2 separate regions of the Homo sapiens genome follow, and region 2 is linked to region 1. Evidence: read pairs that join two places in POLR2A ChIA-PET (ENCODE). Cell type or tissue: IMR-90. All regions are shown on one strand. Links, peaks and the distances in the headings refer to the core of each region. The heading gives the core; the rest is flanking DNA.

What was found. Peaks named below come from ENCODE experiments on the same cell type or tissue, not always from the same donor. Only the 100,000 strongest peaks of a DNase experiment are listed, where the experiment ranks them.
Region 2: POLR2A ChIA-PET joins it to region 1 with 7 read pairs; 2 of 35 experiments call an interaction of 5 or more read pairs at or near these places.

Annotation. Positions count from the first base shown.
Region 1 is chr2:143,438,531-143,443,921 of GRCh38, reverse strand. All of the region lies in intron 8 of ARHGAP15 (Rho GTPase activating protein 15), which reads right to left. Among named protein-coding and RNA genes, the nearest start is that of ARHGAP15, 310 kb to the right of the region's middle. In IMR-90, for the core only: no CTCF peak of the experiment used is centred there; no DNase peak of the experiment used is centred there.
Region 2 is chr2:144,709,915-144,715,305 of GRCh38, reverse strand. All of the region lies in intron 1 of TEX41 (testis expressed 41), which reads right to left. Among named protein-coding and RNA genes, the nearest start is that of TEX41, 45 kb to the right of the region's middle. RefSeq lists an enhancer at 2,655-3,305. In IMR-90, for the core only: no CTCF peak of the experiment used is centred there; no DNase peak of the experiment used is centred there; H3K27ac peaks cover 368 bases.

The DNA.
Region 1 (5,391 bases), core at 279-5,278:
TTCATTGAAAACTGAATGTTTTGAAGAAAGTGCAATCTACGGGTCCCAGAAAAAGTAGGTACTGCTGCTTGGGAACATATGTCAGAACAATGGCTAGAGTCACACAGGGCCATAGTGAAGCCTGGGACCTTCATGCATAATACTATTCTGATAAATTAATGTGGATGCTTGACTATCAAATGTGTCTAATTTTTACTCTTTTCCTCTCATGATGTTTACATCTTGCAGCTTTAACAACATAAATGTCATTTATAATTTTTCAATTTTTTTCTTTACCAACTATTTTGAAATAAGTAACTCTCAACCTGTGAAAAACAACTGAAAAGACAAGTGACACTCAACTATTCTTTAGATATTGTCTGTCTTATAAGTATAGTAATATGAAGTGATTTGTTTCCACATTTTAGCTCAATAGTTTATTTTTCTCAAGAGGGTTTTGAATAAAACTGGTACCAGAGTGGCGCTAGTTATTTTGGGGAAAAAAAAAAAAGGGTGAGTGACCCTCTCACCCAAATCAGAAAACTTTGTCCTCTTGATAATATAATAACCCATGATATTCTACAAAAATGTCACGACTTTTTTGTTTTTCCAGGAAAGAGCTCTTCCATTTCTTCAGAACTAGATATGGTTTATCTGTGCAATTTTAATACTGTTTTCATTTCCTTGGCAGATGGTTTGTTCATCTTATTATTTTCATACATTGGCAGGATTAGACTGTTTTACACAAAATTCTTAATAAGAAAAAACTTTAAAATATGTATTTATATGAGCCTCCAGAACAGGCTTCACAGTATGTGTTTTAACAATTGATAATTACATATTTATCCAAGAAACTCGTGTGACTTTTTAATTTTGGATAATAATAAATATCTTAAAAGTTTTCTTAATTACATAGTTCCCAGAAAGGTCTCAATGGTCACAGGAAAAAAATATATTGGTTTTGGAGGAAAATAGGAAAACAATGAGTTATCAATGTTTCATGTAAAGAGGTCTTAATGTAACTTATATTCAGAAAATTTGATCTTTCTTTGAAAGGTTCAGGTCATAATCAGAAAATATGTATATTCTTTTATTGAATTAGGCACATGGACATACCTACTTTTGTGTGGGTATGTGCGTTTACTTCAATTTTTAACTGGAGAACTTTTCAAACATACAAAAAAAAATGAAACAATAGGATCATGATCACTTGCCTATGCACCACCTAGATTCATCAAATGTTTATATTTGGGACAATTCCAGACTTAATCTGTCATTACACATACTTTTTACAAAGAACATCTGTCTTGCTAAGGACTCACTTCCCATTAATGCTACAAAAGCTGCCTACCCAGTCCTCAATTCTCTCCTTTTTCTATTATTTCTTCCGGCTCGGAGGCTTTAAATTCCCTCCCTGCCACTACTGGGGACTTTCAGGGCTCACCAGAATCCTAGCAAAAGCAAAAGCCATTCTGAGTCTCCTAATCGCTTTGGTGGAGACGGTACAGAAGTGGGGATCTAGACCGGAAACTAGATCGAAAGCAATGCTACTGGGAAGTCTTAGCTCTCAGGGCCAGAGGTGCAGCAAATTCAGAATGAGTTGTTCCCTAGAAACAACATTGTAAGTGACTGCAGAAAGTTCAAGTGTGCTTTTGTGGCTTGGTACATGGTTTCCTTGTGAAAACATACCAGGTCTAAGCAACCAATTTACAATTGGATTTTGAGAACATAGCCTACTTATAGTTGTAGAAGACCAGTATTATAATTATTTAGATTAGTACAAAAAATTAATGTTTTCTCTATCAAACTTGTTTTCATCACTTGGCATGGTCATGATACTTTGCAGGCAAATTTTTTAAACAAAGACAAGTTAAAAGTCCGTAGCATTTTAATTTTTATTGTGTAACTCTCTCAATTCAAGTTTTTTCTTTCTGTTGTCTTATTGCACACATCATTAAGGGGATATGGAACTGGGAAATGCACATTTAAATACATATACCCTAATTATTAGAAACATATTACATATACCCTTATTGCACATGTCATTAAGAGAACGTAGATTTGGGAAATCCACATATGCATTTAGGATTTCACCCAGAACACATTTGTTTTTTATGATAACTTAATCAAGAGACAGCTAAAGGAAAACCCATTTCCTTTTAGCTCTCTTACCTTTTGACTTTAGTCTTCTAACTCATGTTCATTTCAGGGTGCTTATTTCCAATACTAAAGTGTCAGTTTTATTTTCAAGTTATCCAAGGTCTCCACACTCATGGATTTTACAGTTTAGCAATTGATAGGTATGAGATATATTACTACTAAAGCATAACCTACATACAAAAGTTATTTTTTAAAAATTGAAAGCACAGATGAGTGAAATCAAGAATTTTAGTTGTATACCTTTAGTTGTATTTCTTCATAAAAAAGAATTAATGTGTGTATGAATGAATAAACTAGAACTTTGTGTAAAGGAATAGTGAGATGGCTAATGCTGAATCCTTCCCATCAACTTGAATTTCTGAATGGCATGCTTTTCTGGGTTTAGGAGAATCAAGAGTGTTTCTTGGCTCCTTTCTACTGTTTCCTGGTGTGCTGCTCCCAAGAATGCCCTACCTGCCCCTTTTACATGGGAGTTGCCAGGGGAAAGACCAGCTGCTCGTACTTAGATTTTTTGCAGCTATGACTCCCATATCCAATTCTGGTACCCTTTTTCTACCTTTCATACACTCAGGGAGTAGGATGGCAAGCTTATATGCCCTGCTCCAGTCTTTCATCAACCACCACCAGGCTCAAGCCCTGTCTCAGTGCTATCTGCTTGGGGACATGGAGGATAATAATAAGAGCTCCTACTTACTGAGTGCCTGCTATGAGCTAAGTATTTACATGTCTAATTTCAAATTCTCACACGATCCTTTAAGGACAGTATTAGACCCATTTTTATAGATGTGGAAAGTAAAGCTCAGAAAAGTTAAGAAACCTCGCCAAGGTTATCTGATGCAAGATTTATTATATTTGGGCCTTCCCCCTCTTTGCTGTCAGTGGAAGACAATTCTCTTTCCTCAGAGAAATATGTTCACATCTTCTTTGATTGACTCTCCACTTTCCATAACAGCCCTCCCTGGAGAGCTGCTCTCCTACTCTCATCCCAGGCTGGTGTCCTGAGTTTCCCACAGTGATTTGGCCCTTGCATTAAATTTTCTGGCTTCTTGTCTGTTAGACTCAACTGATATCTTAAAATATCTGATTCGTTCTTAATAGTGTTGGCAGGTTAGAATCATATTTTTTAAAAGAAAAGTATATGTAAACATAACTTTCTGAATTCACTCATTGAGAGAACATATTTTTCCCATGTTATATAGACAAACTGGACAACGAAATCACCACCTGTTAGCTGCTAATGATGTTCACATGCCTTTTAAAAAAGTAATTCTGGCTTTATCTGTCTACAATCTTGGCGGCAAAACTCATGGGAACATCAAGGGCACAGGAAGCCAAAGGCAGAAAACCGACAATAAAGTTTGTGCTTAGACTACTAATAAGGAAGAGGATACTGTTGAGTCTCTGATTCTATATAATTATTTAATCTCCAAAGGGTGACATAAAAGCGAATGCAAGTTTTAAGAAACCTAAGTTTGGGTGTTCAAATCTAGGACTGAGATCAGAGGGGTTTCACACAGGGTATTTCCTACTTGAAAAAATATATTTTACAAAGCATCAAATATAAAACATGTCAATCACTATTTCAAATGCATGGTCTAATTTGATATTGTGTGGGTGGGTCAATCATTATGCCTTTCAAATGAAAATGAATACATACATATTGAATGAACTTAATTCAAAGTAATAGATGGATATTAACTGTGTCCTACATTGCAAAAAACATACTGGCCCTAAAAAAAAAGGCTTACAACTATACATACTCACCAAGATACAGAAAAGAATCATTTTCTAAAATTAGAGCTAGTGTTAAAGATTAAATTATTATTTTAATAGTGAAATCAAAATTGAAAGAAAACACCCAGTTTTAATTATTTTTGCCAATAAGTTTTTGGGTCCTGATTCAAGTTTACTGATTTCTATGAATCTTATTTTTAACATAATATTTCTATCCAAGTCTAAGTTCGATATAAACTAAGTTTACCTTTTACTTGTTCACTTTGTTATAATGTAATGATTAAAAGTACAGGCTCTAAAATAAGACTGCTTGGGTTTGAAACATGTCTCCATAACTTGTCTTTGTACAAATTACCTTAGTTCTTCATGCCTCAGTTTTCTCCTCTATAAAATAAGGTAACTAATAGTATCTACCTCATAGGATTGGTGAGAGGATTAAATGTATTGCTATAAGACAAGCACTTGGAACAGTGCCTGGTGCACAGTAAATGTTTCATATTTTCTAGTTTTTTTTTAACTTCAAAGTAAAAGGTGAGTATGAAGTCACTGTACAATTAGTTAGATTTTGAAATGAATAGAATAAATCATGTATCTCTTCCCTTTTTTTTTTTTTTTTTTTTTTTTTTGAGACAGAGTCTTGCTCTGTCGCCCAGGCTGGAGTGCAGTGGTGAAATCTTAGCTCACTGCAACTTCCGCCTCCCGGGTTGAAGCAATTCTTGTGCCTCAGCCTCCCGAGTAGCTGGGATTACAGGTGCTCGCCACCATGCCCGGCTAATTTTTGTATTTTTAGTAGAGACAGGGTTTCACCATGTTGGCCAGGATGGTCTTGAACTCCTGACCTCAGGTGATCCACCCGCCTTGGCCTCCCAAAGTGCTGGGATTACAGGCATGAGCCACTACTCCTGGCCTCCCTTGTTTTTAAGTAGGATTGAGTTTAAGCTCAAAGTAGAAAAATAATTGTCTTTTCCAATTAAAAATAGATTCTAAAGAGAAGTAGTGAGTGTTCTATCTAAGATTTTTTTTTCAGCAGCATCTTAATACTTTTAAAGTGACTGTTACTTAATAGAGAATTCATTATCCTCAATGTTTCTCAAATACATTTTTGCAAACCTTTATTTTCTCCATAGCTCAGGTTTTAGAAACATCTTAAGGTCTCTGAACCAGCAATTATATCTAAGATTCCAGACCTACTAGTCATTGCATCACATATTCTTTTATATGTACTACAGAATGTCTATATGATTAACACTAAATATATACTCCCAACTGAATCCCAATTCTGAAATCTTACCTTATGTCTCAAACCATATGAAGTAAAAGAAGACAATGATCAGGCATGAAAGGAAAACATTCTTTAAATGAAATACCTCTAAACTGTACCATTATGGAAAAGTCTTTTGAAATGGCATTAACTCTCCACAAATAAACCATGCATTTTCTAGACATTAACACTGATAATCTTAAACTCCAACTTAGCACAACTGGCTAAGTAAATGTGTCTAGCAGTTGTTGAAAATT
Region 2 (5,391 bases), core at 62-5,061, 1.3 Mb before region 1:
CTTCTTTAAATGTTTACAGCTTGTAATTAAGAAATTTTATAATTATATTAATCTCAACCTATTCATTTTATATTAAATACAGTCCATTTCATTATATCTTATTTTCATAAATTTAACTATTTTTATTTTCACCATTTTTTACCCCTTCCTCTTTATCTACTAAGGTGTTAATTCTTTTATATATATTTAGATATTTTTGTATTATAGATATTAACTCAGCTGTGATATCTATAGAAATATTTCTTATTGTTTGTATTTCAATTTTGCTATTTTTGATGTACAGAAGTGGCTTTTTCTCTTCACTGCTTTGAAATCAAATGTATTAATCATTTCTCTTAGAATTTTTAAATTAAAAATATTTTTACACCTACACAACAAACACATATATCATGCTTCGAGTTTTATGTTTCAGGGTGTTTTTAATTATCCCTTTTGTTCTTCCTGGGATCTATTTTATATGTGATAGAAAAAGATTTACTAAGCTGATCTTTCTATAAAACTGCAAAGCAATTGAAAAGGACATTGAGTTTTAACCTGAGAAACCTCCTTAACAGTCTCTCAAGGCCAAGGGTTGTGTATTCTGTGTGCTATTTTTTTTAATGGTAACTCATGTTCTTATTGTTTCAGAAACTATAACAGCTATCCCTGCAGGCAATACTAAAATATGGAATAATGGCATTCTTTATTTTTAAAGTCATATCAATACATACAAGATGTTTACTTGAATTGGTCTACTGAACTAACTCTCAAACGTAGGTTAGTCTTTCCAAGTAACTTTTCCCATTTCCAAGGACTTCAAACTGATAGAGCTAAAAGCACAAACTTCGTTTTGGTGTAACTATGTTTTGGGAGTAGGCAATTTCCAGGCATTCTTCCGTGTTCAGCAAAGATTATACTCATTCTACCTGTGACCTAAATAAAGATTAATTCAATTATTTAATAGCATAACGCTAGTCCACTGACATGACATGTTCTTAATTTAGCACAGCCACAAAAAATTGAACAAGCTCGCCTAGATTGTTTTTCTGCCTGTCAAAATTCAGCACAAACGAGCAAAGTAATACTGGAGACTAAAAATACATAAACATAAGAAAATTTTTCAAACTTTAAAAACTAATAATAAATTGGAGGGCAAAGGTTGACTGCTATACCAAATGTGGAACTTTACATAGTTCACAGCCCTAAATCCCCAGGGTTACAGAAATCCCAAATACAACATAGTTTCTATTATTAGCATTTTCTATTTCTAATCCTGTTAAATTTCTGCCCTATTAAAAATATGGGGATTTATAAAGCTAGTTTATAAGATCAGATGGTTTTCATGTGCCAGAATACTTCAAACTCCAACTCCAGGTTTTGGTTAAAAAAAATAAAATCCATAATCAACTTATCCTAATTTTTATCAAAATGAAAACATTTACTGAGGAAGGGAAGTGACTGAGAAATGTGCTGGAATTTCACCTTTGTCACTTTCATTTAAATCAAGTAAAAGAGCATCCATGTGGCTTTCAAAGGTACAAACAAAACATGTTAAGAATTTTAGCTGACTTCTTAATGACTGGATTTCTTCTTATATAATATTATCTTTGAACCATAAATCTACCTTACATGTTAGAATCCTGGCATCAGGGCACTCAGCAAAAGTTTAAATATTCCTGCTCCCGCTCAGAGAATATCCTTTGGTAAAAGATCTAAGGAATGTTAAGTGACCATCAAGTGACCAAGTAAATCATCTGAGTATTCTATCTTGTACATTTCATAAGTAAGTACCTTTCTTTGTGCTTGGTTCAACATCCACCAAAGCAAACAGAAGGCTTAAGAAATGAACACATATATTTCATCTAAGAGAGGATAAAATACACATTTTTAAGTTTAATAACCTTTAATAAAAGCACTTTATTTGGAATATTTAAATAAAAAACTAATTTAGCCATGTATTAGAAGTGATCATTTATGTAGTAGTTCAAAAGCCCCTTGTCCTTTAAAGCAAAAAATGGTATAATTTATGAGGACAGACTATAGGTTCTATGTGTTGTCACCAGAACGTGTCAGGTATTTTTACTGAATACATATCTTTGTTATGATTGGGCTAGAAGACAACAGTTCTTTTTCTTGCCAAATTTGAGCATTTGGCTTTAAAATCATGATCCTATTCAGGTCATCAATGGGGAATATGTCAGTGAAAGTAAAATTCTGTTATGGTGCATTTTAGGTGGTTTATTTAAATGCATCTTCTGGTGGGCTAATACTACCTTTTGCATCTAAAAAAGGAGTCATTTTAACAGTGAGCTTTAAAATGTACACAAGTGTCCAGAATTCTGATCACCTCTATAACATCAGAGTGTAATGATAATTTTTAAATTATTTTTAGCTGCCAAAGTCCAGGTTCCCCTATCACTCACAAGCTGAAACACTCATGATAAATTTGAGAGACTCTAATAACCTTAAATCATTGTGTACTGCACATGCTCAGAACCAATCACTTCCAAATTTGAGAGCATATAAAAATTTGAAGAGCTTCAATTATTTTAAATCACCATGTGCAGCGTAGAGAGAGATTTAAAATAGTTGTAGTGCCTCACATTTTTTAAGCACTTCAGTTTGGAAGAGAGTCAAGCAGCATTCCAGCATGGAAGCTCAAGACACATTGGACTAGTTTAACACATCAGAACTAGAAATATATACCTAAAAACCAAGGAACTAGTTTTTAAAAATTAAGTTCTTGAAAGGTGGCAGGGCTGCAGGGGTTGGGGGGGGGTGGTCTTTGAAAAGCCAAATAAACACCTCATTCCAATTAGAAAACAGTATAGTGATTACCAGGTCAAGCCAGGGGAGAAAGATTCAAATGATGTTTACAAAGCAAAGAGTGGTTTTCTTAAAACTAAAAGCAGTGTGATAGATAAAAGAGACACAAAGCTAAAGAAATGCAAGAAGGTTCTGAAAGCACAGCAGGCAAATTCATGTACTCCTACAGCTGAATTTTAACAGTAGTGGCATTTCCCTCACCATGGTTTTCCTTGCCTCAATCTTCCCAGCAAAGCTAACTTTCTGGTTCCCTCTTGGATGAATGATTGTACGGCCTTGTGTTTTACCAACACTCTTGCGCCACTTTTTCTATATTCTCTTTGTTTGATTGTGGGAGAGGGTGAGCACTTTGACATTTTACACAGCTCAGAGTTCACTTTCGACATCCAAATCCTTAAAGAACTCAAAAATTATATCAGCACAATCAAGCTATTTAAAGATGGCCTTTCTTCAGCATTTTCCATCATTTCATCTAAGTAAAAAGTGACGGTCTCCTCTGTTGCCTTTGGGTTTTCACGTATTTTAGGCTTGGCACTGCCCAGAAAGCAGCATGCTCTTCATAATTCTGCGTCAGTGAAAACATAATGTCCTATAGTTAGTAAGGGAAAAAAGCGTAAAGGAAAAAAAATGAAAGAAAAAGAGCCTGAAGGCACTGGAATAATTAAGCAAATGCAGTGACAGCTGTGGCAGGTCCTGGGCAGAACTGGCTCCACTGAGCTGAATTAATGACATCAACAGCCCAGTATCTCCATTAACAGTTGATCATTAATTATTACTATCTGACAGTAAGAGCCTAAACCTTCTCAGGAGTGGCCTGTTATTAATCTACTTTACCTGCCCTGAACACTGGCACCTCAGTGCAGTTAGTGGGGCCGGTTTTTGTTTCTTTCTTTTTTTTTTTTTTACTTCAACAATTGCTTAATTTACTTGGATAAACAGTGATAACCATCAGATTATACAGTCTGTTTTAGATTACAGGGAGTTTCTTGTTCTTTCATCTAAGATAGGAGGTAATCTACTGGAATCTGCAGCATTGACTTTTCTTTGTCATGTTTAGAAGGGTCAGGAGACACCATCTACCTGAAGAAATATGCAAGGCAGCAAGAAGTACATCATTCACCATTGCCCCCTTACCTAGCTCTATGGGGAAAAGAACTCAGATTTTCTCAGAATCCCATTCTTGGTTCTGTGATCAGTGGGCATAACTGTCTTGTCCATTCTAAAAGTTGTGCAATCAAAATGCTAACCCAAAACATAGAGAAGTTCAATTTTATGTATGTAGCATCAAATATTTGTCTCTCCAGATTCTAGTCATCCTCCATTCTTTCTGTTTTACAATGAAAATTACTTGGAGTTTATCTTTTAAAAAGTAAAGATTAATCCTATTTGATATCTAAATATTTTTGGTGAACCTTTAAAACTTGTCAGAGCCTTGGCCATTTAATAAACACATACATAGAGATAATCTATAAAATTTCAGGAGAAGGGTTAGACAGTTTTTAAAAATTTAAATGGCTCTTAATGTCTAACAATAACTCAATTTCCTCTCCAACAAAGATCTGTCCTTTCCATGTGGCAGTATGTCTCGCTCACTGGTGAGGAAAAAGAAACTGGGACATGCAAACACAGCTCATGTGTTAAGTACTCTCCTCACGGCAGCAGACCTTACAGTATCAGAGTGATAATTAACCTTTACCAAAGAAGACTTCATAGAAGTCCAATACATTAATTTGCTGATTGTTCTTTTCCTGCTAGAGACATAATCCAGAGTTCACTTCCTAGTCATAAACATAGACACAATATAACTTAATAGAGTGCCTGCTCTGGCTAATGGCCGTCAATGCACTGAAAATCCCAGAGCTTCCAGGACTGTATAGTGTATTTCCCAGGATACAGAGAGACTCTATGTATCCCTCCTTTTCAACAAGGAAACAATGGTAGAACCAGACTGGACTAAGTTTCTGTGGGTTCTGTTTTCTGTAAGTCACTGAGTTGGTACCAATGTGGTAGGCAGTTGAAAATTTTTCTAAAGTTATTGCGGTGAGAAATAAATAATGACAGATTAACATATACTCCACTCACTATGCACCACTTAATTATATTATGAGGACCCAATATTTGTTTGTTTGTTTTTCCCTGCTTGCTATCCTAACCCTCAAAAGAGCCTTTCTTCCACTCAGGGACAGACCTCTGTTCTCCTCCCTGTATACACAACATCTTATAGGTGAGGCCTCCACAGAAATCTTCCTGGGTCCTTTAGTAAACTCACATGGCTCACCAGGCCCCTATATTGGAAACCATTACTCAGGAATCATCATTACTCAGAAATCACAGCATGTGCAATGAGGCCTTTGATTAATACAAGTTCTTGGTTATGCAGTACAATAAAATTATAAAAGGAAAGAAAAAGTGATTTAACTCTATGGACTTCAGTTCTCTCATCTGCAAAAGTACTACTAAAAAGTAACAGCATAGTTCCTTGTAAGTCTAAAGTTGAGATGTTTGTTATGAAATGTGCGTTTGCATAGCTAAGCCCAGAGTGAAGAAATGACAAAGTAATCAAGACTAAATTCCATCTAATAAAAA